Linked DNA regions of Mus musculus: regions 1 and 2 are each linked to region 3. A link is a loop called in an ENCODE intact Hi-C map of the cell type or tissue named here. Cell type or tissue: heart. All regions are shown on one strand. Each heading gives the region's core, and the rest is flanking DNA. Links, peaks and the distances in the headings are about the cores only.

Evidence for each region. Peaks named below come from ENCODE experiments on the same cell type or tissue, not always from the same donor. Only the 100,000 strongest peaks of a DNase experiment are listed, where the experiment ranks them.
Region 1: a loop joins it to region 3, with 3 times the contacts of the local background. A loop is called at or near these places in 13 of 42 quality-filtered maps.
Region 2: a loop joins it to region 3, with 2.8 times the contacts of the local background. A loop is called at or near these places in 9 of 42 quality-filtered maps.

The regions. Positions count from the first base shown.
Region 1 is chr5:122,543,735-122,551,574 of GRCm38, forward strand. It overlaps Ift81 (intraflagellar transport 81), which reads right to left. Exons shown (of 19, transcript NM_009879.4): 19 at 6,470-7,469. The coding sequence ends at 7,287. Among named protein-coding and RNA genes, the nearest start is that of 1700040P09Rik, 34 kb to the left of the region's middle. In heart, for the core only: a CTCF peak has its summit at 3,909 (motif pointing right); a DNase peak (open chromatin) is centred at 3,727; H3K27ac peaks cover 1,423 bases.
Region 2 is chr5:122,421,861-122,429,700 of GRCm38, forward strand. Anapc7 (anaphase promoting complex subunit 7) reads left to right here and starts at 584. Exons shown (of 11, transcript NM_019805.4): 1 at 584-818; 2 at 6,271-6,457; 3 at 7,626-7,745. The coding sequence starts at 718. In heart, for the core only: a CTCF peak has its summit at 3,887 (motif pointing right); no DNase peak of the experiment used is centred there.
Region 3 is chr5:122,623,532-122,631,371 of GRCm38, forward strand. Gm32988 (a long non-coding RNA gene) reads left to right here and starts at 571. Exons shown (of 3, transcript XR_387697.3): 1 at 571-1,741; 2 at 3,726-3,790; 3 at 4,633-4,752. In heart, for the core only: a CTCF peak has its summit at 3,911 (motif pointing left); a DNase peak (open chromatin) is centred at 3,900; H3K27ac peaks cover 1,807 bases.

The DNA of each region.
Region 1 (7,840 bases), core at 2,559-5,058, 80 kb before region 3:
AATAGAAGCTGAACATTTGTTTGACACGGCCAAGTCCCTGGCAAGTGGTCTTCTTGATGGCTAGGGCTCTCCCTGGCAGTGCTGTGATTGTTCCTATGAAAACTCTCCTGACTCTCAAGGGAAAGAAATCAAGCACTGTGAGGCACCAGCTCCCATTTCTTTTTTAAATACAGGAAATCATATAAACTTATAAAAATCTTTCCCAACAAAAATATCCCTTTGAGAGATTCTGTTCCTCAGCTAAATTCCTTAGAGTGATCAAATCTTTTTCACACACACACAAATCCCAACTGTTGCATATCGTTTTTTTATAAAAAAGATTGGATGATACCTCCTTAAAGGCTGGGTCTTAGTATTGATGTGAAAATACCCTCCTCCCCTTAATATAATAAACACATTAATTAACTGGCTGCCTGTCTATACTGCTCCTCCCAACTCCGTGGTTAAGCCCCAGATGATCACGTGTTCTCTACATAGAGAACCTCCATTTCATCAAAGTCTATAAGGAAGCTGGGACAGATAGAGAACCAAGACCACAGGAGACTTGGGGCTGCCCATCAATCACAGGAGCTGCCCATCAATCACTGGAGCTGCCCATCAATCACTGGAGCTGCCCATCAATCGCAGGAGCTGCCCATCAATCACTGGAGCTGTCCATCAATCGCAGGAGCTGCCCATCAATCACTGGAGCTGCCCATCAATCACTGGAGCTGCCCATCAATCACTGGAGCTGCCCATCAATCACTGGAGCTGCCCATCAATCACTGGAGCTGCCCATCAATCACAGGAGCTGCCCATCAATCAATCACTGGAACTGCCCATCAATCACTGGAGCTGCAGCACAGAGCTCTCGCCATCTGGTTCCCAGCAGCCCCTCCCTCATCCCTGGTAGGCTCCAGCTTGTACCACAGGATAATTCCCTTCTGGAGGTTTCATACGCCCCATGGAGTCTCTGCTCCTCTCCAAGTCAGATTCTACACGTGCTTCCAGAAGAGGTGGAATCATGGGTGTTTCTCTTCATTGGGCGGGCCAAAGATTACTCAGCCAAAAGGGCTTTTCTTCCTTTTGATTTCTGCATTGGTTCCTTAGAGCTCTTAAACCCCAAAAGGATAGCAGTGCCCTCCACCCAACCTAAGTCACAAAGTGAGTGTCTGGAAGTCCAGTGGAGTTCTGCTCTCTGTAATACATGTTGATATCTTGAAATAGTGCAGTTTTCAGGCAATCTGGGATAGTTCTGCTTATTGGCTAAACAAGCACTGTAAGCCATTTCTATTGTGGGCCCCGTTGCTTGTATTGATACCCAGACTTCATGCTTTTCTCCCACGCATGTCACCTCCAGCTCAGTCAGTCCCCACCTCGTTAAGGAAGCCCCCTTGGCTTTTTTCATTTTCTGGTGTTCTTTAGATCCCTGGTTTTTGATCTTTTCACGTCTTCAGTTTGCCACCTCTCCACCCACTTTTATCTCATCATTGCCCAGGCTGGAATTGAACTCCTGAGCTTTGGGCCCCCTTGTCTTGCTTCAGCTCCCAAGAAGCAGGACAGTACGCATAAACCACTGTGCCGGATCCAGATACTTGGGGGTTTTGTGCTTGTTTGTTTTGTTTCTATGATTTAGTTAGGGAAACTGAGAAAGAGCTCTCCAGAGTGGGAGGGGCTTAGGGAGGAATATTCTAGATGCCTGTTTTGAATGAACTTCCACAGCACCAGCATATTTAACACCTGGCTATAAGGTCTGGATGTTTACTGATGCTCAACGTATTTTAGGTCTGTTTAATCCTGCAGACACACCTTTTAGTCTCCTGTGCCTTTTCCTACAGTCTAGCTCAGAGGCCCCCTGGTGGGTCCTTGAGGCCAAAGGCAGTACCAAACCATCCTTCTTATTGTATGCCGTTTTCTCTATACATTCACACATATGATAAATTTTAATTTAATGACAGTAAGAATAAAATATGACTTAAAATCAGATACTATGATAAAAGCTAGTTCAAGTTTATGAATTATTAGGATGTTTTTCATTGATAAGTTTTGGAGTACAGCTGACCAAATGCAATTGAAGCATCAAAAAGCAGATCTGTGGGTCAGGAGGGACTGGTGTACAGAACACAGGAGCTTAGCACATACTGGTGCTCCGTTCTCTCACAAGGCAAGGCAACCCGGCCACACACTGAGATCTCTCATCATTTCCTGAACATGCCATACATATCCTTAAGTGAATTTTAAACTTAGTTATGGGTGTGCTCTTGTGTTTGTATGTATGTGTGTCCGTGTTCCTGCATGTTTGTATGTGGACTGTGTGTGTGTGGTGCTCCAGGAGAAGAGAAAAAGGATATCAGTTGCTATGATGCTGGAGGTAGTTGTAAGCCTCCACGCGGGTGGTGGGAACCCGAGCCAGGCCCTCTGTAAGAGCAGCCAGTGCTCTTAACTGCAGAGCATCTCTCCAGGACTTAAATGTATAGCTTCCATTTTTTTCCAAAAAACTTTCATCAGATTTCCATAAAATCTTAACACAGTCTTGCAAATCTAGACATGCCTCAACTCTTTTTAAAATTATTCCTCAAACCATTCAAAATATATAGCATTACTTTTCTATGTAGAGTCTGTGTGTTTGGAAAATTCTGTTTATTGTGTATACAACTTTCATTTCCGTAAGGGTTTGAAGGGCCATCTCAGATCACCTGGCTTGGTGGCAAGTCTTTACCTGCTCAGCCACCACGCCTGTCTGGCTATGAGGTTTTTAGAGCAAAAATGAGGTCGTGTAGACTTTACATTTTGTAACTTAGTAAAGAGTCACACACAGAAGATAATACTTATAGATAAGTAAATATTCTCCAGTTCAGAAAGAAGCTGTGTCTCGGCACTTAAAAAAAAAATGGCAAGAGATGTTTATAAAGTAGTAAAAATAATTTTGATTGAATAAATGTAATAAGCATATCTTATAGTCTCGCTTATTATGTTTTGTTTTGTTTGTTTGTTTGTTTGTATTTAAAAAATTACAGATGGTTGTGAACCACCAGATGGGTGTTGGGAATTGAACCCAGGTCCTCTGCAAGAGCAGCCAGTCCTTTTAACCACTGAGCCATCTCTCCGGGCCCCAGATCCATTCTTTAACAAGGTCCTCTAAGTTTATGTTACCAAAAAGAATTTAATGCATGCAATAGTTCAGAGACAGACACCAACTGTTTACAAATAAGTACTGCTTACAACAGACTCTGCACCAAGGCAGCAACTAAGAGCATACATCTTGGATGCAGGCTCTGCCACAGTCATCACCTGGGTCATAGTGTGAAGTCTACCTGGCCTGCCTCATTGTGAGCATCACCTTGCTTCCCCACAGAAACTTCTGGGACTATGCCTGGCACATGCCTGGCACTCAGCAACGGTTCATGCCCTTTCTTCTTTATCATGACTGCAGAGCTCTGGGAGATAGTATCTGCTAATTTGTTGCTTTGTTTAATGAATGCTTTAGTTAAGTCCATCCTTGGATACCACAGTACTGTGCCTGAGCCTCTTTAAGGAGGGAGCTGCATTGCTCTTCAGAGCAGGAAGGCAATCTGCTGCAAGAGCAGCAGCAGACCGGCTTTGCGGTGGCTGGCAGGGCTCCCTCAGAGGTCCCTCCAACAAAGGAAGATGCAGGTGAGTCATTCAAGCACCAGAGCCTGCTGTTCTCTGCTGATCTCAAAGCTACCCACCAAAGTGCTACACTAAACAGCAACTCACAGGGACCGACTGTCACACCCGGAACTCAAGTGGAAACTTAAGACCTCACTGGGAAGCAGGAATTCTTCATTTCCCCGCATATTCTGAATTGTGAATTTCCATAGCAGCAAACCTTAGCTTAGTGACGCAAGGCTTCTGGTTCTAGAAAGGAAATTGTGCAATGACCAGTGACCAGGAAAGTACTCCCAGTTTGCCAAAAGAGGGAGCTTGGGAGCAGAAAGCACGTGTTTGTCCAGGCCTCTCAAAAAACAAAACAAAACAAAAAAAACCCCAAAAAACTACTTATTTGGACTCTGGGTTTTTTTTTTATATAATTATTATTATTTCTTTTGCAAGGACTGGGTAAGAATAAGCCATATTCTTGCCCAGTGAACTTGCTTTGTTTTTTAAAGAAGACGGTCTTAAGACAGAAGAGTCAAACATCAAAACACACAGAGCACCTTTAATGATCCATCTCTACCCTCCCCAGACGAAACAGTCACCACATGCCTAGCTGCCACCGCAAACAACTCTAATTAGACTGCCCTCGTTTAGGGGAGACGGAGGGAGGCCTCGGTCAGCATGAGGACAGAGGTAATTACACTGGTGACAAAGGTGCAGCTCTGTCTCTTTCCTGGCTGCTGGAGACTGTCTGAAGACAGTGCACTACACATGCTTCACACCTCCCACACCACAACAGGGCCCAACTGTGGGCAAGCAGGTTATGGGAAGGCCAAGCATCCAAGTGGGCACCCATTACCTGCTCCCAGAGGCAAACCCCTTTCTGCCAAGCCAGAGGCATGATGTAAGCACCTAGAACTCTTTGTGGGAACAAACCTGTTATTCACCAGCGCTGGGCGAGGACCTGTGTGAGATGAGGTTTCTCTGAGAAACACAGTTATTTTTTAATATAAACTTTGCCTCTGTGAAGACAGATTTTTCTGTGTTACTCATGATGCACCCCCCCCCCCAAATTCAGATCCAAGAATCCTGCCAATTTACACATTTTTAGTTTGAGTGCATATATAGCCTCTTATTTTACTCAAATTATTTTTAAAAATGCTTGTTATCATCTTAGCATTAAAAACTTAAGAAATACACTTGGAAAGTGCATAGACCTTAAAATTTTCCAAAAAAAAAGTATAAATGTCATGCATGCTAAGAATTCAGCAGAATGACAAACATCAATTAAAAACAAGTGTGACTCAATGGCTTGTTTTAGAATTGCTGCCTGCTGAATTAAAAAGCAAGGCAGCAGCCAGCAGCAGCCTGAGGGAAAGCTAGCCGGTTCACAGTCTCTGGGTCCTTTCCCTTCACTCTCCAGTGTTCTGAGGTCTTCTAGCTTGCTCCCCAGCACTGCAAAGTGTGACCTTGAATTCAGCCAATTGTAACAGGAAGTACATCCGACTTCTAGATTCTTCTTAAAGGGCATATTTACAGGATTATTTCCTGAACCAATAGTGAGCAAGAGGGCGTTGCCACTGACAGTCAAAGTCCTCACAACAGCTAGCAGCCCAAGCCCCAGAGAAGGAAAGCTGACTGCAGAGGCAGATTCGCAGGCGACATTTTTCTCTTTTATTTGGGCCATCATGTGAAAGACACAATTATTTTCTAAAATGATTAAGTGCGCTCATCAATTAGCCGGTTAGCATATTAACCTTGAAAGAAAATAATGGAGCAAGCTCTTCTTTACTAAGTACAAGCTGTCAAAAACTGTCAGGGTTAGTCAAAGCTTCTTAATGTTCCAATCAAGTCATGGGCGAGTGGAAGGAAAGTCTGCATGAAACCCATTAAGCTGCGTTACTAAGTGTCCAATGTTATGTAAAAGCTATAAATAACTTGTTCTTTTAGAGGTTTTTCCAATTTGCTTTTCTTGAAGTGATAAGGATGTTCTGCTTTGCCTTGGTGTGTAATCCACACTCTTGCTCTGTGCAAGTGAAGGTGGAATGTGAGAATCAATCAGAATCTGAAGTGGGCCTGGGGCTGCCCTTCTCAATTCCAGAACTTAAGAAGAGAATGACGGAGTATGGAGCTAAAAAACAGATTAGCTTCTAGGTATAACGACCTTGTGAGGTTTCCTCTGGGGAGTAAAGTGCCTTTTTGAAATGCCATCTAGTCTTTCAAGTATTTGTTACAGAATTCACATTCTGGCTAATGGAGCATTTTATACTACTAAAAACATGCCAAGCCTACAGCTGATCTGACAGGAGCATAATCTACCTTGGTGTCCAAAAATGATTACTGAATTAAGAAGGGTTTCTTTCCATACACTAACACACAGCCTTTCCTCTTGGAGCTTCCCATCTACCAAAGGGCGGAAGGACAATGCTGGGAGTTGACACTGCCCAGATAAGAGGGCAACCAAACTGAGGACCAGAGTCAGCCACAGACACAGAATGCTCATCCTCTCCTTCCTCCCCTCCCGCCTCCTCTCTGTGTGTGTGTGTGTGTGTGTGTGTGTGTGTGTGTGTGTGTGCATGTGTGTGCACGCCTGTGTGTGTGTACACGGATGTGTGGAGAGCAGAGGTGGACGCTGAGATTCTGATTACTAACAAAAAAGCTTTCAAACAAATATTAAGAGTAGATTAAACTTGGGAGAAAGAGATCCATGTCTGTATATTTTACACAACACAAATTTTCATTACATTTTTTTCAAGGGTAGTTAAAAAGAACTAGCCTACAAAGGACATACTAACAATTTAAAATCTGGGTTTTTGACTCTAAAGACATTTTGAAACACAGACTGAAGCAAAAATGAAGTAAAAAGAGAACATACAAGTTTAATATCTTTCTTTAATGAAAACCAAAGAAATCTGTAAGTATGTAGTCCACATGGAACAGAGGCTGGGAGCACATGAGAGTCTTAATTTCACTAGGAATCCTGTGTTAGCTTTCCAGCCTATGTTGCATGTATATTTTATGACAATTTTTATATTTATAATAACAGTCCTCAGGACAATGCAAGTATTGTATTATGAAGTCCACATTTGATGAAAATGAGTGAGAATCCTGAGATGAGACATGAATGTTATAAAATACTTTAAAACAATCTTGACACAACTATGTTCTTTAAGATCAACAGCTACGGCAGGCCACCGCAGGCTTTATTTACTTTGCAATCACATCACATCACAATTGCTTTTCACAACATTAACTGGTTTGTATTTTATAGAAGAGAAAGAAACTGAAGTGAAACTGTAGCGACTGCTGACTTCAGACAAAAGCTTCTTCAAACGAACTCCTAGTTCCTAAAAGAGTCCTCCAAGTCAGAGACAGACTGAGAAGAGCATTACCCGTCAGTCCTCACAGCTTGAGAAGCTACGTGGTTCTTAATGGACACATGCTTACATTACAGAGAGCAAACTTAGCCCTTTCCCATAAAACTCAGGAGACACCACTAGACGGCTAAGCTAAACAAACAACGAAAGCCTCTCCTGCAGTTAAAAAGACCTTTAAAACCTCATCTGCCTTCACTTCATTTCCAAGACAACTGAGAAGGGACGGCTAGTCTGAAAGCAAAGGATGAATAAGTCACTTCCGAGAAGAAATCACGTTACGCAGATGCGACTTAAGCCCGGCCGACACAGGGCTCAGAGAACCAGCCGGTCCTCTCCGCCCTCTTGAATTACCTGGCCGATGGAAGCTGGGCTTTGCTGCTTTAGAAAGCACTGTTTTTTGCATTCCATCAGTTGTTCAAGATCACGCCACATTTTTGCTTGCTTCATGTTTGGACCATGACTTTCTCGTACAGCTTTTTGTTTTTCCCGGAGTTTCTATCATTAAACAAAACAAAACACCAAGTATAATAAATTATTGGTTAAAGAGATTTACTTCTGTCGTCATGTTGCAAAGGAGTATGGTATGTTTTATACAGTCCATGAGTGTTAATAAAGCAAATATGCTCTCTTCTAAAACACTTCTAAAACACTAAGAATATTTTAAAAGTTAACTAAATTGAAGGTGTATGTAGAATAACCTGACATTAAAAAGGTCAGGAAAGGGGGCTGGAGAGATGGCTCAGAGGCTAGAAACACCTGCTGTTCCTGCAAAGAACTCAGGTTTGATTCCCAGCAACCACATGGTAGCTCATAAACATCTGTAACACCAGTCCACATTTGGTATATTTGCATCAACTTAGGCCACC
Region 2 (7,840 bases), core at 2,559-5,058, 200 kb before region 3:
GGAACCGAATTCCCCTGCAAGAGCATGCAGTTTTAATTTCTGAGGCGGCTCTCTCCCTCTATGGAAATGGCTTCAGCATTGCGATTTGTGAATATGCAATGCAGTAACGAGTTCGTAAAGGCTTGAGATGTTGACAGTGGGGCGATCAGAGATCCAGCTCATCCCTGTAACTATCTTTTCTTCGCACTTGGATCTAGCGGGTCACTTGGACGGGCAAGCCATGCCTTGCACCAAGGAATCTATTCCCAGTGACAGGGACAAGAGTCGCCAGGAGAGGGGGGCGTGCCACCTTCGCCTAGGACGCTCCCGTAGTTGGAGAAAGCCAGCCCTTGCGCGCCTGATTCGAAAATTCAATTTTTAACTGTCCGTTTTCCGCCTCCGCTGTGTTTAGGATGAACTCCTGTGCATTGTTACTAGCCTCCGCGAGGCATCCATTCCTCTCAGGCTGTCTTTAGCGCAGCAAAACTACGATTCCTACTGGGATGGCTTTGAAGATGATGATGATGGAGAAAACCCTTTCGCCGCTGCTTCTTTTTACTCAGGCACGTCCGTGGCTACCTCCATCTTCGGGGGGCGGAGCCGCGTCTGGACCGGAAGGACCCCGGCGCCGTCTCCATTTTGGAACTTTCCCCGAGCCTCTGCTCTCGGTTCCCGGGAGTTCTGTCCGCCGCTGCCGGTGCCGCGGTGTCGCCGGGGGCCACGGTGTTGCCGGGCAGGATGAGTGTGATAGACCACGTGCGGGACATGGCGGCTGCGGGACTGCACTCCAACGTGCGGCTCCTCAGCAGCCTGCTGCTCACCATGAGTAACAACAACCCGTGAGTTGGAGAGGCGGGGAGGTGGCGGTCCCGGGAGCCGGGGTTGGCGGTGGCGGGGGGACGGTGTGGTCCCGCGGAGGGCTGCGCGGGATCCGGCCTCGGTGGCCTCGGAGTTCTGGCTCCTTCCAGAACGACGAAGTCCCCTGAGTCCCGGGGACCCAGTCCACCGAGTGTCAGCCGTGGGGGTGCCACCCCAGCGGAGGGAGGGGACCCCACTTTCCGAGACTGAGAGCATCGGTGGCGGGCGCGGTGGCGCCTTTTTTTAATTTAAAAGGAACCCTGGCAGTCTAATGTAAGGCCCGACATTGCCGCCGGGGAGTGACTGGTTTTGTGTGGTTGTGTTTACAAACAGGGGTCTCCTGTAGCCCAGGCTAGCCTGCCCCAGGCTGTGTGTGTGTGTGTGTGTAGTCAAGGAAGACCTTGACCTTCTTACCCTCCTGCCTACGCCTCCCAGAAGCTGGGGGGGGGGGGTTAACTGGTGTTTTACACCCCCACCATGCTCTCAGTGTGCGTGTGGACCTTGGGGATCGAACCAGGGATTTCAGGCGTGCTAGGCAAAACACTACCGATGGAGTGACAGTTCTATCTAGCCGGGTTTACTGCGTCTCAAAGGAAGCCCGGGACAGTTGTAGGCTTGAATTGCCTGTAAGGGCCTTGCTTAAAAATTTCCCCATCATTGCTCACTCTTCGACGTGGCTCCGCAAGTCAACCTAGTCATTCCTTTTCTCTAATTTCTCCTCCTGCCCGAGCGCTCTCAGAGCAAGCATTGGCACCGGTGGCTTCACTTTAGAACCGCTGCCTGAGCCGGGCAGTGGTGGCGCATGCCTTTAGTCCCAGCACTTGGGAGGCAGAGGCAGGCGGATTTCTGAGTTCGAGGCCAGCCTGGTGTACAGAGTGAGTTCCAGGACAGCCAGGGCTACACAGAGAAACCTTGTCTCAAAACAAAACAAAACAAAAAAAAATGCTAAGGAAATGTGTTTATTACAGGGAGGTCCAGTAGGTCGACCAAGATCACACCCTGGAGAACATAGAGGAGCGAGTGGATCTGTCTATGATTGGAGATAGTTTGTATTTCAGTCCACCACTGTCTAGTGCTTCCAAAGAACATTACAGTAGCCTTCTACTCCGTGCAGACATTTGCATTTGGCGTGGCTGAGGCTAGTCTAGTGAGACAGCCAAAGGGCTGTGAGGGGCCTGTAATTCAGTCACTACCCCCCACTCCAATTCATTAGTGTGCTTTGGACCGACTAGGCACACACATCATTTGGTCACCAGCTTCTTTTTTTTTTTTTTTTTAAAGATTTTATTTATTTATTTATTTTTATTTATTATATGTAAGTACACTGTAACTGTCTTCAGACACTCCAGAAGAGGGCATCAGATCTCATTACGGGTGGTTGTGAGCCACCATGTGGTTGCTGGGATTTGAACTTCGGACCTTCGGAAGAGCAGTCGGGTGCTCTTACCCACTGAGCCATCTCACCAGCCCGGTCACCAGCTTCTTAGTGTGACACGAGGGACACTGGTCTCTGTCAGCCTTCTGTGTTGATGTTGAGGACTTTTCCCCAGAATCTTAGTGGTGCTTCATAGCAAATGGTTTCCTGTGTTGGGGATAATGCCCTAATCTTTACTCTTGGGTCGGGACAACGTTCTAGCACTGTTTGAACGCTATAGAGCGTCCTCCTCTAGTTAGACTGAATTGGGCTAACCCATGCTTTTCCACGTTAGGTTAGATTGGCAAGTTCTTAGCTACAGGAAGCAGATAAGTTCTGACCTTCATCCTTTATGTTTTGATATTTGTTGAAGAGACAGTGTACACACTGTCCAAAAACAAAATAAGACTGATAACATAGTTCAGTGGTAGAATTCTTACCTAAAATGCCTTGCAGCTGGATCTAGCCTTTACAGTTACCTAAGATATCGCTCTGCCCGGGAAATGGTCATTGTGTACTGGCTGGTTTTGGGTGTCAACTTGACACAGGCTGGAGTTATCACAGAGAAAGGAGCTTCAGTTGAAGAAATGCCTCCATGAGATCCAGCTGTAAGGCATTTCCTCAATGAGTGATCAAGTGGGGGGGGCCTCTTGTGGGGTGGTACCATCTCTGGGCTGGTAGTCTTGGGTTCTATAAGAGAGCAGGCTGAGCAAGCCAGGGGAAGCAAGCCAGTAAAGAACATCCCTCCATGGCCTCTGCATCAGCTCCTGCTTCCTGACCTGCTTAAGTTCCAGTCCTGACTTCCTTGGTGATGAACCGCAGTGTGGAAGTGTAAGCCGAATAAACCCTTTCCTCCCCAACTTGCTTCTTGGTCATGATGTTTGTGCAGGAATAGAAACCCTGACTAAGACACACTGTAACATACTTGCCGAGCGAGTAGTGTCTCTGGAGTGATACATGAAAAGCAGTGCTCTCTGGAGAAGGATGGTGGTTGGGTCAGGTTCAAAACCGAGGAAGCAGTACTTTGCTTGCCTCTGTTTTTCCCACCTCACAGCTTCACTGTGTAGCCCTGGCCGTCCTGGAACTCAGAGATCCACTTGCCTCTGACTCCACAGTGTCGGAATTAAATGATGATTGAGCCAGCACACCGGTCTTCGTGAAGCTGAGGCTGACCTTGAACCCCTGATCCTCCTGCTCCTACCTTCAAGTTCTGAGATTATGGACTCCATCTATCCCATTTGACTTTTTTTTTTTTTTTTTTTTTTTTGGTTTTTCGAGACAGGGTTTCTCTGTGTAGCCCTGGGTGTCCTGGAACTCACTCTGTAGACCAGGCTGGCCTCAAACTCAGAAAACCACCTGCCTCTGCCCCCCCACCCCCCCACCCCCCCAGTGCTGGGATCAAAGGCGTGTGCCACCACGCCCGGCCCATTTGACTCTTTTGAATGATTTTGTTGTATGTACCTGTACACAGGTTCCTAAGTACACATACATAATAATACAGCTTATTTTTTAAGAAGGTACTATAGATTACCAAATGAAGTCACATTAGGGACTGACTGCGGGACTGACTGCTAATAGACTTGGAATTACTTTGGTTTTTATGTTTATGTGCCTGGTGCATTTGGAGGCCAGAAGAGGGCATCAGATTCCTTGGAGGTGTAAGCTGGAGTTACAAAGAGCTGTAAACTGCCCGATGTATGTGCTGGAATTTAGACTTGGATCCTCTGCAAAATTCCTGTGCTCTTAACTGCTGAGCCCCTCTAACTTCCCTTTTGAGAGAGGGTCATAACTCAGGCTGATGTTGGATTGATTATGTAGCCAAGCATAGCTTTTTCTTTTTTTTTTTAAAGATTTGTTATTTATTATATGTAAGTACACTGTAGCTGTCGTCAGACACCCCAGCAGAAGACATCAGATCTCATTACAGATGGTTGTGAGCCATCATGTGGTAGTTGGGAATTGAACTCAGGACCTCAGGAAGAGCAGTCAGAGCTCTTAACCTCTGAGCCATCTCTCCAGACCCCAAGGATAGCTTTCTGAATGCCTGGTCCTCCTACCTCTGCTTCCATATGCTAGGATTGCAGGAATATATGACCCTACCTGGTAGTGGTACCTAGTTGTTTGGTTTTTTAAAAAAATTGTCTCCCATTTTGTTTGTTTGAGACAGTGTCTATAGTCTTAACTGTTCTGGAACTGGCTACGTAGACCAAGTTGGCTTTGAACTCAAAGATCTTCCTGCTTCTGTCTCCCAAATCTCAGTGAATTAAAGATCTACACCACCACATATGGCTTCCCCTGTGTTTAAAATACTTGGGCCAGGCATGATGGCACACGCCTTTAATCCCAGCACTCAGAAGGCAGAGGCAGGTGGATCTCCGAGTTTGAGGCCAGCCTGGTCTATAGAGTGAGTTCCAGGACAGCCAGAGCTATACAGTAAGACCCTGACTCCAAACAAACAAACAAAGAAACAAGCAAAAAGCCCAAACAAAATAATAATAGCATGAAATAAGTACCTTTTTATAGACTTCCTTGTCTCAGTCTGTTCTTTACCTTTCAGAGGAAAATATATACCATTACTTAATTTGGGAAGGAGTGGGACTGGAGGTATAAACACAAGAGTGGTAACCAGGGTTGCCGATAAGCTGTGGGTGGACTGCTTACCTAACATGCAGAGACCTTGGCTTGGTACCCCATGCAGGACGGAAATAAAGCAGTGTCTCGGCATTAACCTTGCTTATAAGGACTATTGCATCTTTTTGAGGTTAGAGGTTGAAGTTCTGTGATAGGCTTGCCTAGCCTTTGTGAGGCTTTGGGCTCCATCGCGCACACACACACACACACACACACACACAGAGAGAGATAGAGAGAGAGCGCAGAGGACTGTTTGAAGCATGGGATTCCCACACAGTGACTTTAGACACCTGAGAGTCCAGGTGACAGTGTGCTTCTAGTGCTGGCAAGCTTGCTTTGTGTCTGTAGAATTGAACGAGCCTTTAGGGCCTGGGGAGATGAAATGGCGCCATAGTTAAGAGTGTTTGCTGCTCTTGAGGGGACTTGAATTTCTTAGCATGCATGTCAAGTTCCTAGGGGGGTGTGTGTCCAACCTTCTCTTCTGGGCAGCAGCGTGCACCTGTGCACATACGCATATAAATCACAGTAATGACTCTAAGATAGACTAATCCGTTATCACTCTGCCATTCTGGCTTTCCAATTGTGTTCTCTTACTGGCTTTTTTCTTTGGTATTTGAAGTTTGCAGGAGCCTGTTTTGTTGAGTTTCTCAATGAAATAATTCAGAGTGGTAAATTTTCTTTCTAGAGTCTCTAGCTTTTTTGTAATTATTGCTATCCTTTGGCAATATTATCCATAAAATTTGATGTTAACCTAAGATAATAGAGGTGTATGTAAAACAGTACTAAATTAAGAGGTCTTATTGAGTAGGCATAGCGGTCCATTCTGTGACCCATCACTTCCAAGGCAGAAGCAGGAAGATTGCTGTAAGTTCAGGGCTACCTGGACTACAGGTGAGCTGCTGTCTCAAAAAGCCAGAAAAGATGGAAGGATGTAAAAATGGGAAGGAAAGCCTGTGTTCTCCATTTGTTCATTGTATTGATTTATAGGTATCATTAGCTTCTGTAGTAAGAAAACACACATTGTACAAAACCACAATACAGTAAGATAGTGTTTTAGATGTTTTGGCCATATTTGCATGGTGTTCAAATGCTGTGCCTCTCATTAAGCCACTTAAATTTAAGGAATATTTTTTTTTCTTTTTGGTTTTTCGAGACAGGGTTTCTCTGGAACTCACTTTGTAGACCAGGCTGGCCTTGAACTCAGAAATCCGCCTGCCTCTGCCTCCTCAGTGCTGGGATTAAAGGTGTGCACCACCACGCCCGGCTGTATTCATGTTTTTTTGCAAGCTGGCGTGATAGAAGGTTTTTGTGGTAGGCTTAGGTACACCAAGGTGCTCTTTCTAATTTTCAAAATAACCCATGTAGGACTTGTTTCCTTTATGTTCTAGTGAGCTGTTTTCCCCGTCGCAGAAGTACCAGCTCTTGGTGTATCATGCAGACTCTCTGTTTCACGATAAGGAGTACCGCAATGCTGTGAGTAAGTACGCCATGGCTTTACAGCAGAAGAAAGCCTTAAGTAAGACTTCCAAAGTGCGGCCTTCCACTGGGAATTCTGCATCTACTCCACAGAGTCAGGTGAGTAAGAGCAGACTCAGTCACTCAGTCAGTCACTCAGTCAGTCATTTATTGTGTTTTTGGGGGGCAGAGTTTCTCTATGTAGCTTTGGCTGTCTTGGAAGTAGACCAGGCTAGCCTCAAATTCAGAGAGCCACGTGAAAGGGTGGCCACCACCGTCTGACGTGCCTGTGACTGTCTATGTGTATATATTTATTGATTTATTTATTTGGGTTTTTTTTTTATTTATTTACTTGTTAAAGGAAATGTACGTTATTTGTTTTATATATTTAAGTACACTGTCACTATCTTCGGACACACCAGAAGAGGGCATCAAATCCCATTCCAGATGGTTGTGAGCCACCATGTGGTTGCTGGGAATTGAACTCAGAACCTCTGGAAGAGCAGCCAGTGCTCTCAACTGCTGAGCCATCTCCAGCGCGTATACGTATATGTATATGTATGTATGCACATACTAAGAGACAAGATTGAAGTACTTGTTTCAGCACTGAGCTGGTTGGTTATAGAATGAAACAGTTCTATATTCTTTGTTATTATCACATGATATTCCATGGTTCCCGAGTGCTGCTTTTCTTTCATCTTTGTATTAATGAATACTGGGGTTCTCCTGTCCCTCACAGCTGATGCTGCTGGGGTGCTTTGTGTCCTGGTTAGGTGAGCTTGGTCTCTCCAACTCATAGAGATCCCCCTGCCTTTTCCTCCTGAGTGCTACAATTAAACATGTGTGCCACCACTGCCGGGTTTTATTCTCATTTCTTTTTTTTTCTTTCTTTTTTTTTTTTGTTTTTTTGAGACAGGTTGTCTCTGTGTAGCCCTGGCTGTCCTGGAACTCACTCTGTAGACCAGGCTGGCCTTGAACTCAGAGATCTACCTGCCTCTGCCTCCCAAGTGCTGGGATTAAAGTCATGCACCACCACGCCTGGATAGCCCTGGCTGTCCTGGAGCTCACTTTGTAGACCAGGCTGGCCTCGAACTCAGAAATCCGCCTGCCTCAGCCTCCCGAGTGCTGGGATTAAAGGCGTGCACCACCACGCCTGGCTTTATTCTCATTTCTTGATTGTATATCTAGGAGCAGAATTGCTATAAGATTATAAGACTTATTCTTTTTATTTTGAAAAACTGTCATGTTGTTGATATCATATTTCAAAAGGTGTTTTGTTAACTCGTAGTGTCTTCCATCTGAAATTGAAGTGAAATACAAAATGGCTGAGTGTTACACAATGCTGAAGCTAGACAAGGATGCCATTGCTGTACTCGATGGGATCCCTTCAAGACAAAGAACTCCCAAAGTAAGCTCGCTGTTCCTCATCCCAGTTTCTGTTGGTCCTGCCCCATCATCTCTGTCCTCCACATTTCAGGAAGTCTGAACTCTTTACTTTTCCCA
Region 3 (7,840 bases), core at 2,603-5,102:
GTGCACTTCCTCAAGCCAAGCTCCACCTCCTAGATATTCCACAGCCTTCCAAAAAACAAAAACAAACAAACAAAAAACGGCAGTTCCAATATAAGGGAACAAGATTGTTCCAACCAAGAAGAAAGGGATAGTGGGCAGGGCAAGGGGAGGGTGGGTGGTGCCTCTGCCGGCCATCAGTTAGCCAAAGGCACTTGGCCTCCTGTTCAGGGTGCACAGGTAAAAGAAATCACAGATCTGACAGCAGAAGGGCTGCACAGGTTGGTCCCCAGGCAAGAGAAGGGGTGGTTTTAGCGTGAACTTGGAGGCCACGGTGCTCTTAGAATCAGAATCCCAGGAGGAAACGTGAGCTACGTGTCACAAAGCAGGGCCCAGTGGTTACATTGTTAATGTAATGTAAGGGAAAGAGATTGAAAAGGAACCAATAGGAAGTAGGGGAACGCTGGGCAGTGGTGACGCATGCCTTTAATCCTAGCACTTGGGAGGCAGAGGCAGGCGGTTTTCTGAGTTCGAGGCCAACCTGGTTTACAAAGTGAGCTAAAAATAATAATAAAAGGGAAGTAGGGGAGCTTTCTTATCCCTCCAGTCACCTCACTCCTTCCCGTGGCCAGTTAGCTCCTGCAGCGCATGGGATTACTTTCTGATTTGCCGCCCTTCTGAAGCCCTTCTGGGATCTCTAAAATTATCCCTGACATTTCAGAAGAATTTTTTTCTTACATTTTTATTTCTCATCACATTCATGAAGCACTATCAGCTACAGAGTCAACCACGCCCTCCGCCCCCCGCGCCCCCCCCAAAGGTATGGGTGGGTTATTTCCCCTACTTCCCAGCATAGAGCCTGGAGAGAGGAAGAGCTGAGCTGGTCGACCGCACAGCTTGCTGGCGGGGACACAGCAAGCCCCCCCCTCCAAACCCTCGCTGACTTAATTCTGATCCGTTTCCCCTTTACTTTTAGTAACAAAATGGAATCCAGCTTTTGTTGCACGAGACCGAAATGTTTAGTTCGCTTATAATTATTGTGTGTCTGATGAGTTTGCATGCAGGAGCGCGCACGTCACAACAGGCGTGTGTGGCCAGGGGCTATCCTTTTGGGGGTCGGCTCTGTCTTTCCACTGTGGGGTTTGGGAGATGGAAGTCAGGTCATACGTGCTTGTACAGCAAGCACTGAGCTGCCCTGCCAACCCACAGGACAGAAATGAACTAAAACTTGAATATGCAAAGATAGGCAACCGAGTAGCGATGAGGTATATGCCTGAGAGCCCGGTGTTCACCAGGCTGAAGCAAGAGGATCGTGAATTCAATGCCATATGAACTACATGGAAAGACCCTACCTAAAAATACAGCCATACATAGAAAAATGACAATTGAATTTACTGCATAGCTGACCTTCTGATACCCGTGTCTGTACTTCCCAAGTCGAGCCATTACAAGCAGTGCCGCCACCCTAGGTTGATTCTGTGTAGGGGAACAAACCCACAGCCTTGTGCAGACTAGGCAAGCACTCTACGAACTGAGCCTCATCTCCAACCCCTTGGCCCTATAGATAAGCAACCAATGTATTCATAATGGCAAGATAACTGCCAGCTCTCGAATTCCATTTAGCCTCATATCCAACAGGACTGCCCTTGCAGACCTTCCTACCAAATGAAATTGAACCTCGTTGGTCCTGATTGGCCTGATGTGGTCATGTGCCCACCTTCTGGGAACCAATCACTGGAAACCGGGGAACAGGCCGGAAAAAGAGGTACGGACAAAGGATTAATAATAGTCTTCTCGAGGACGGTTGGCTGATGTTATCAGGAAAGGGCCTGAATGCTGAGTGAGCCTTCCTCTCATGAAAAAGATGTTTGTTACTTACAGTGGTCCTGAGGCATGCCCTCTTTTTGGGCAAGGCCTCCTTTAAACACTCTTCCTCTGTTCAAATGGACATTTGCGTCCCCCACGTTGAGCCTCCTGGATTCAACATCCCTGGGTCTCATTGAAGCGGTTTGAGAGTTCCTGGTACACAGAGAATCTGAATCACATACTGCAGCGTTGGGGCTGTATGGACGACCAGGAGACGCTGCACTTGAACCCCAATCTCTAGAAAACAGTTGGGATTGTGGTGTGGGGACTGTCAGAAGCATAGCGGCCACCTCTGAATGGCGGGTTCCTGAGATATCAGGCCTGTGCTTTTTCTTTGCTTTGTCAAAATCTCCACCATGAGAAAGAGACAAGCAGCCATGATGTAAAGGAAGTAAAGCAAGTCTGGTATAATCAACCCAGGGCCCGTGGGAGACCAGGACCCGGACTTGGTTCTCTCCTAGTCCCTCACTCCTGAAGGTAGGGACCACAGTGTCAGAACAGGTTATTGCTCCCTGTAAGCTACAGTAACGGCACCGGGGATCACCAAGACACTACTAATCGCTTTCCCACAAAATCAAGTCTCTAGTTGATAACCTGGTCTAAGTCTTTATGACAACTTCATTGTCCCGGCTTGAGATTGGGTTAGGCGGAGTCATGTGACACTTCTGGCCAATGAAATGAGAGCGCAAATGGGTTCCAGCCCCTTGGAAGTTGGTGAACGGCTGACCACACCACCTTGCAATCAGCTTGTTACATCCAAGTTACATGTTCCTTATGTTGGAGCTAATTTGAGTCGAGCTTTGCTATTACATCATCCTCTCCTACCCAGGCATCTGCTGAAGACATTGCACATGCAAACTGGCCAAACAGCCATTAGCAACAGGGAGTGGGTAGCAGAGGGTGGAGTGGGTAGCAGAGGGTGGTGGGAAGCTGCTCCTGGCGCCGAGTTCCAATGATAATCCTCTGAGGACTGTGATTGATCAAAAGCGATTTCAGTTCTAGAAGGAATCGTTAAGCGCTGGTGCAGGCGCTGAGACAGAGAAGCAGCCTGCCTAATTATCTGAAGGCAGGGCTGATACCTGGGCTAGAAATTATCTTGTATTATTGCATCAAAACACTCCACAAGGAGCCGAGAGGACCACTCAGCAGATAGGAGCACTGCTACTCTTAGAGAGAGGACCTGAGCACAGTTGCCAGTACCCACACTGAGTGTGTGTGTCACAACCACCTGTAACAGCAGCCCTAGGGGATCCCACACTGGCCTCTGAGAGGAACTTGCACTCACATACACAACGGGACATAAACTAGCATATATGCACATAACTAAAAACAGGCTGGAGAGTGGTTAAAAGCACTTGCTGCTCCTGGAAAGGACCCGAGTTCAATTCCCAGCATCCACACCAGGCAGTTCACAACCATCCTCAACTTCAGTTCCAGGGTGTCTTATGCCCTCTGGGCTTGCTGGGCATTTGCCTACGCATGGTACACACAGATGCGGTGCACATAAACATACACAGGTATACACACCTATAAAATTAAATTAAAATTTAAAAACCAACATGCTACAGGACATCTAGAGTGCATTGCTATTCTGCTTCTATTCCTGAGAATCCACTCTTAACCTCTAAGATCAAGCCAAGTGGTGAAGCAGATGAGTTTTAGGGGCCTCAGTTTTCTGACCTGTAAACTGGGATGGTTAGGATGCAAATTCTCTCATATCGACACTCAGAAAGAGCTTTGTGAGACGTAAAACAGGTAAAAGGTCACCAATGCTCTGCAGCCCAGACACAGCAGTCATGCCTTTCAATGCTGTCTAAATTTGGGACGCTTGTGACCCTGTATATGAGTCTATGGTTTAGACAGAGCCTTGTTCCGTTCCTTAGGTTTTGGAGACCCAACCTTTTCATCTGTATCCAGTGGGAAGACCTTGTTCTACTGTGCACTGAGGGTAAAATAACCTTATCTGGAAATAGTGACATACTGCATTATTATCTCACCAGGTTTTCCTGGCCAGGGTCAGACAAAAACAGTGCAGATGCCATACTGAATGTTGGTGCATTGCTGCCCTCTGCTGGTCATGCCCATAGCTCCTGGACAACAAGCAAGCCCAAGGCACAGAGTTAGCTCTCCTTGGATTGAGCAGACAGTTGAACTGGGGACTAATCTCTGATCTGCATAACAAGAGAGAGGATGAACCTATGTAGGGTCGTCTGCTCAGACTCTCAGGGTTTTCCAGTCTGGGATCTCTCTCTCTCCCCCCCCCTCTCTCTCTCTCTCTCTCTCTCTCCCTCTCCCTCTCCCTCTCCCTCTCGCTCTCGCTCTCGCTCTCGCTCTTGCTCTCGCTCTTGCTCTCTCTTTCTCTCTCTCTCCTTTGCTACCTGTGATGGCTAGTGTAGGCTGTCAAGTTGACATAATCTAGAACCTCCTGCAATAGTTGTATTTGTGCACATCCACAAGGGTGGGGGTGGGATGGGGTCATCCTAACTTGGCCCACCAGTGTAGAAACACTCTCCCACTGTGGATGGCCCCTATTCCCAGGGCTGGGCTTGTGGAGAAAGAGAAAGAACGGGAGCTGAGCGTATTCCTCCTTTTCCTCCTTCATTTTAAATATTATTTATTTAATGTATATGAGTATACTGTAGCTGTCTTCAGACACACCAGAAGAGGGCATCGGATCCCATTACAGATGGTTGAGAGCCTCCATGTGGTTGCTGGGAATTGAACTCAGGACCTCTGGAACAGCAGTCAGTGCTCCTAACCGCATATCCATTCTTATCTCTCTGCTTTCAGAGTGTGGATTCGATGTGTCCCCGTGCCACAGGCTCCCATTGCCTCGACTCTCCCTGCCATCAAAGATTCACCTTCAAATTTAACGGGGCAGTGGGCATGGGGGAATAAAGGGAGTGGGAGAAAACCCCCGTCCCACAAGAGTTCTGGTGCTCTGGGCGGGCAGATGTAGGAGGACTGTCACACCCTTTCCATGTAGCCCCGGGTGGGTGTCTGAATGTGGGAAGCTATGGACCTAGCCCACGAGGGTGGACAAGGGACAGTCTTAGATCTCTGGGCCTAAAGGAGGCCAGAGGTAACAGGTTCTCAGTATTGGGCATCCCAGACACTGCTGGACACAGCAGAAGGGCTGAGAACAAATGGGGGCCCCGGGGGCGGCTTGGTCAGCTCCTGGGTCAAAGGGAGAAGGCAGGGAGAGAGGGGGCGTTGGGTGGTTCCCATACAGGCGAGAGTCCTTGGTCCTGTTTGTGGCTGGAGTGCAGGAAGGCCTTCCTTCCAGCGGGAGGTTAGATGAGGCTCTTTAGGGAAAAGCCTATCTCATCATTCAAGCACAGTGGGCCTTGATGAGCAGATACAGTCTATGGTTTTAGAGCTTTATTGTAGAAAGGCAGGGAGAAAAAGAGAAGGTAGAAAGAAACAGAGAGGCAGGTCATGGACATGTGGAGAGAAGGGGGAAGGGAGAGAAAAAGAGAGCTGGAGATGAGAGTAAGAAAGGTGAGAGCTTAAAGAGAGTGAGGAGGGGCCAAGCAGCCCCTTTTATAGTGCACTGTGCTACCTTGCTGTTGCTAGGTAACTGTAGGGAGGAGCATACCTGGCTATAGTCAGGTAACTGTGGGGATGGACTCTAGCCAGAATGCTAGAAGTTTGAGACATTGTCTGCATGATTTATAGTCACAGAATTATGGAATTGGGGGGCTCTGTGGTGTCAGGCACTTGTCTCTGGGAACGTGGCTCACTGTTCTGTCTCTTGTAGAGTTTCCTAGTGGGTTTGTCTCTACTGGGTCACTGGAGCAAGCCTCATTCAACCAAAACAGGCTGCCTTTTACAGTTCCACAAAATTGTGATCCAGAATAAACCCATTCTTCCTCAGGAAGCTTTTGTTAGAGCAAAGAAGCTAAGAGAGCCTCAAACTGACTGGAGTTCTTGTCATTTGACATAAACCGGAGTAGCTGCCCCCAGACCCAAGGCCCTACGTTCTGCTGGGTGCTAGGTGCGTACCTCTCTTGTATCTTTTGTAAGGTAGGCTAGGAAACCAAAGCTCAGAGAGGTTAAGACACTTATCTGGGCTCAAACAGTCAATAAACTCGGACGCTAGACTTGAACTCTCTTGAGTTCAACTTCAGAGTAAAGATTCTACCACCAAAATTCAAAATAAGGCAAACCATCACAGTGACTTGTATTGAAACTATTATGTAAGAGTTCACTGAGAGAAATGGCACACACCAGCAAACCTGAAGGCATGAGCTCAATTTCTGGGTCCCATACAGTGGGAGTAAAGAAAGAGATGGCATCCACAGATTATTCTCTGACCTCAACACACACACTCACACACACACACACACACTATTGTGGGGCTATGGGCTATGCACAGACAACCTGGTCTCCAGTTGAGCTTAGGTCTTGAACCCCAGTGGGACCCGGTGGGTGGTAATTTCCACCTACATGGGAAGGAAGTCTTTTGATCGTTTCTCCTGGACCCCTGGCTCCTGTCAAAGTTACCGCCCCTACAGCCCCTCACAGGAGGGGCAAATGGCTATCAGTCACGTAGACAATATCCCAAGTTTCTGGCATTCTGACTAGACTCCTCTCCACAGTTACCTAGCAACAGCAAGATAGCCCAGCCCACTATAAGAGGGGCTGCTTGGCCCCTCCTCGCTCTCTTAAACTTTCACCTTTCTTATTCTCTAGCCTTCCTTCTCTCTCTCTCTCTCTCTCTTCCCCCTTTCTCTCCATGTGGCCATGGCCGGCCTCTCTCTCTCTCTTTCTACCTTCTCTCTTTCACCCTGACTTTCTACAATAAAGCTCTAAAACCATAGACTGTCTCTGATCATGAAGGCCCACCATGCTTGAACGATGGGACAGGCTTTCTCCTAACAAGCCCTGTCTAACTTCCCATCAGAAGGTCTTCCTATGGACCCGGACTAAGGACTCTCGCCTGTGTGGGAACCACCCAGCACCCCCTCTCCCCCTGTCCAATCCTGCCTTTCCTTATCCCCGGGGCTGAGTGCCACCCTGGGGTCCCTATTCTGTTCTCAGTTCCTCTGCCATATCCAGTGTGGGATGCCTGAGGCTGAGAACCTGGTACCTGGGGCTGCCCCTTGTCCACCACCTGCCATGTGGGGTCAGTGGCCTAACACAGCCAGATGCCCACCCCGGGCCATGTGGAAATCGTCTGGCAGTCCTCCCTCATCTGCCTACCCAGAGCACCAGAACTCTGGTGGGACACGGGCACTCTCCCACTCCCCTCTTTCCCACACACCCACGGCCCAGCACACTATGGCTCATTTGCAAATGCCACATGCTCTCATTTGAATAGACATAATCATTTTTTAATTAAAAAAAAAATCCCAGCCTGGTCTACATAGAAAGTTTCAGGACCCTCAGCTCTGCAACGGAAGATCTTGCCTCAGAAATAAAATAAAATAAAATAAAATAAAATAAAGCAAAATGATGGTTTAAATTAATGTATGTTTTGAATGCCTAAATGTGCCAAGTGGTACTTTCTGGGCAAACCATGATGAAGCAATGGTAAAGGGAAGGTCTTTAGAACAGCTGCCATGAGCTGGTGATGGTGTGGTGGAAGAATTCTGCTCTTAGATTTTTACCCCCAAAGAGTTAAAAAAAAAACAAAAACAAAAAACAGTCGCCCAAACACATCCTTGCAAAAGAGAACTTGCCTAGAGCAGCACCTTGCACAGTAACCCAAAGATGGAGCCGGTGCACTTAACCACTGAGCCATCTCTCCACCCCTCTTTCTAGTCTTCATAGAGAAGTCATGACTAGCCTCCAGCCAGCCAACAGTCTGGCCACACCAGGGTCTATTGACTTCAGGTTGAGGCTGGAAAGGGAAGCAGGGCATAGTCGTAGTCACTGTTGTATTGCAGTGCTGAGACACTGTGACCAACTCAACCCTTATCAAAGAAAGCATTGCTTACAGTTTCAGAGGCCATTATCGTCGTGGTGGGGAGTGTGGTAGCAGGCAAGTATGGTG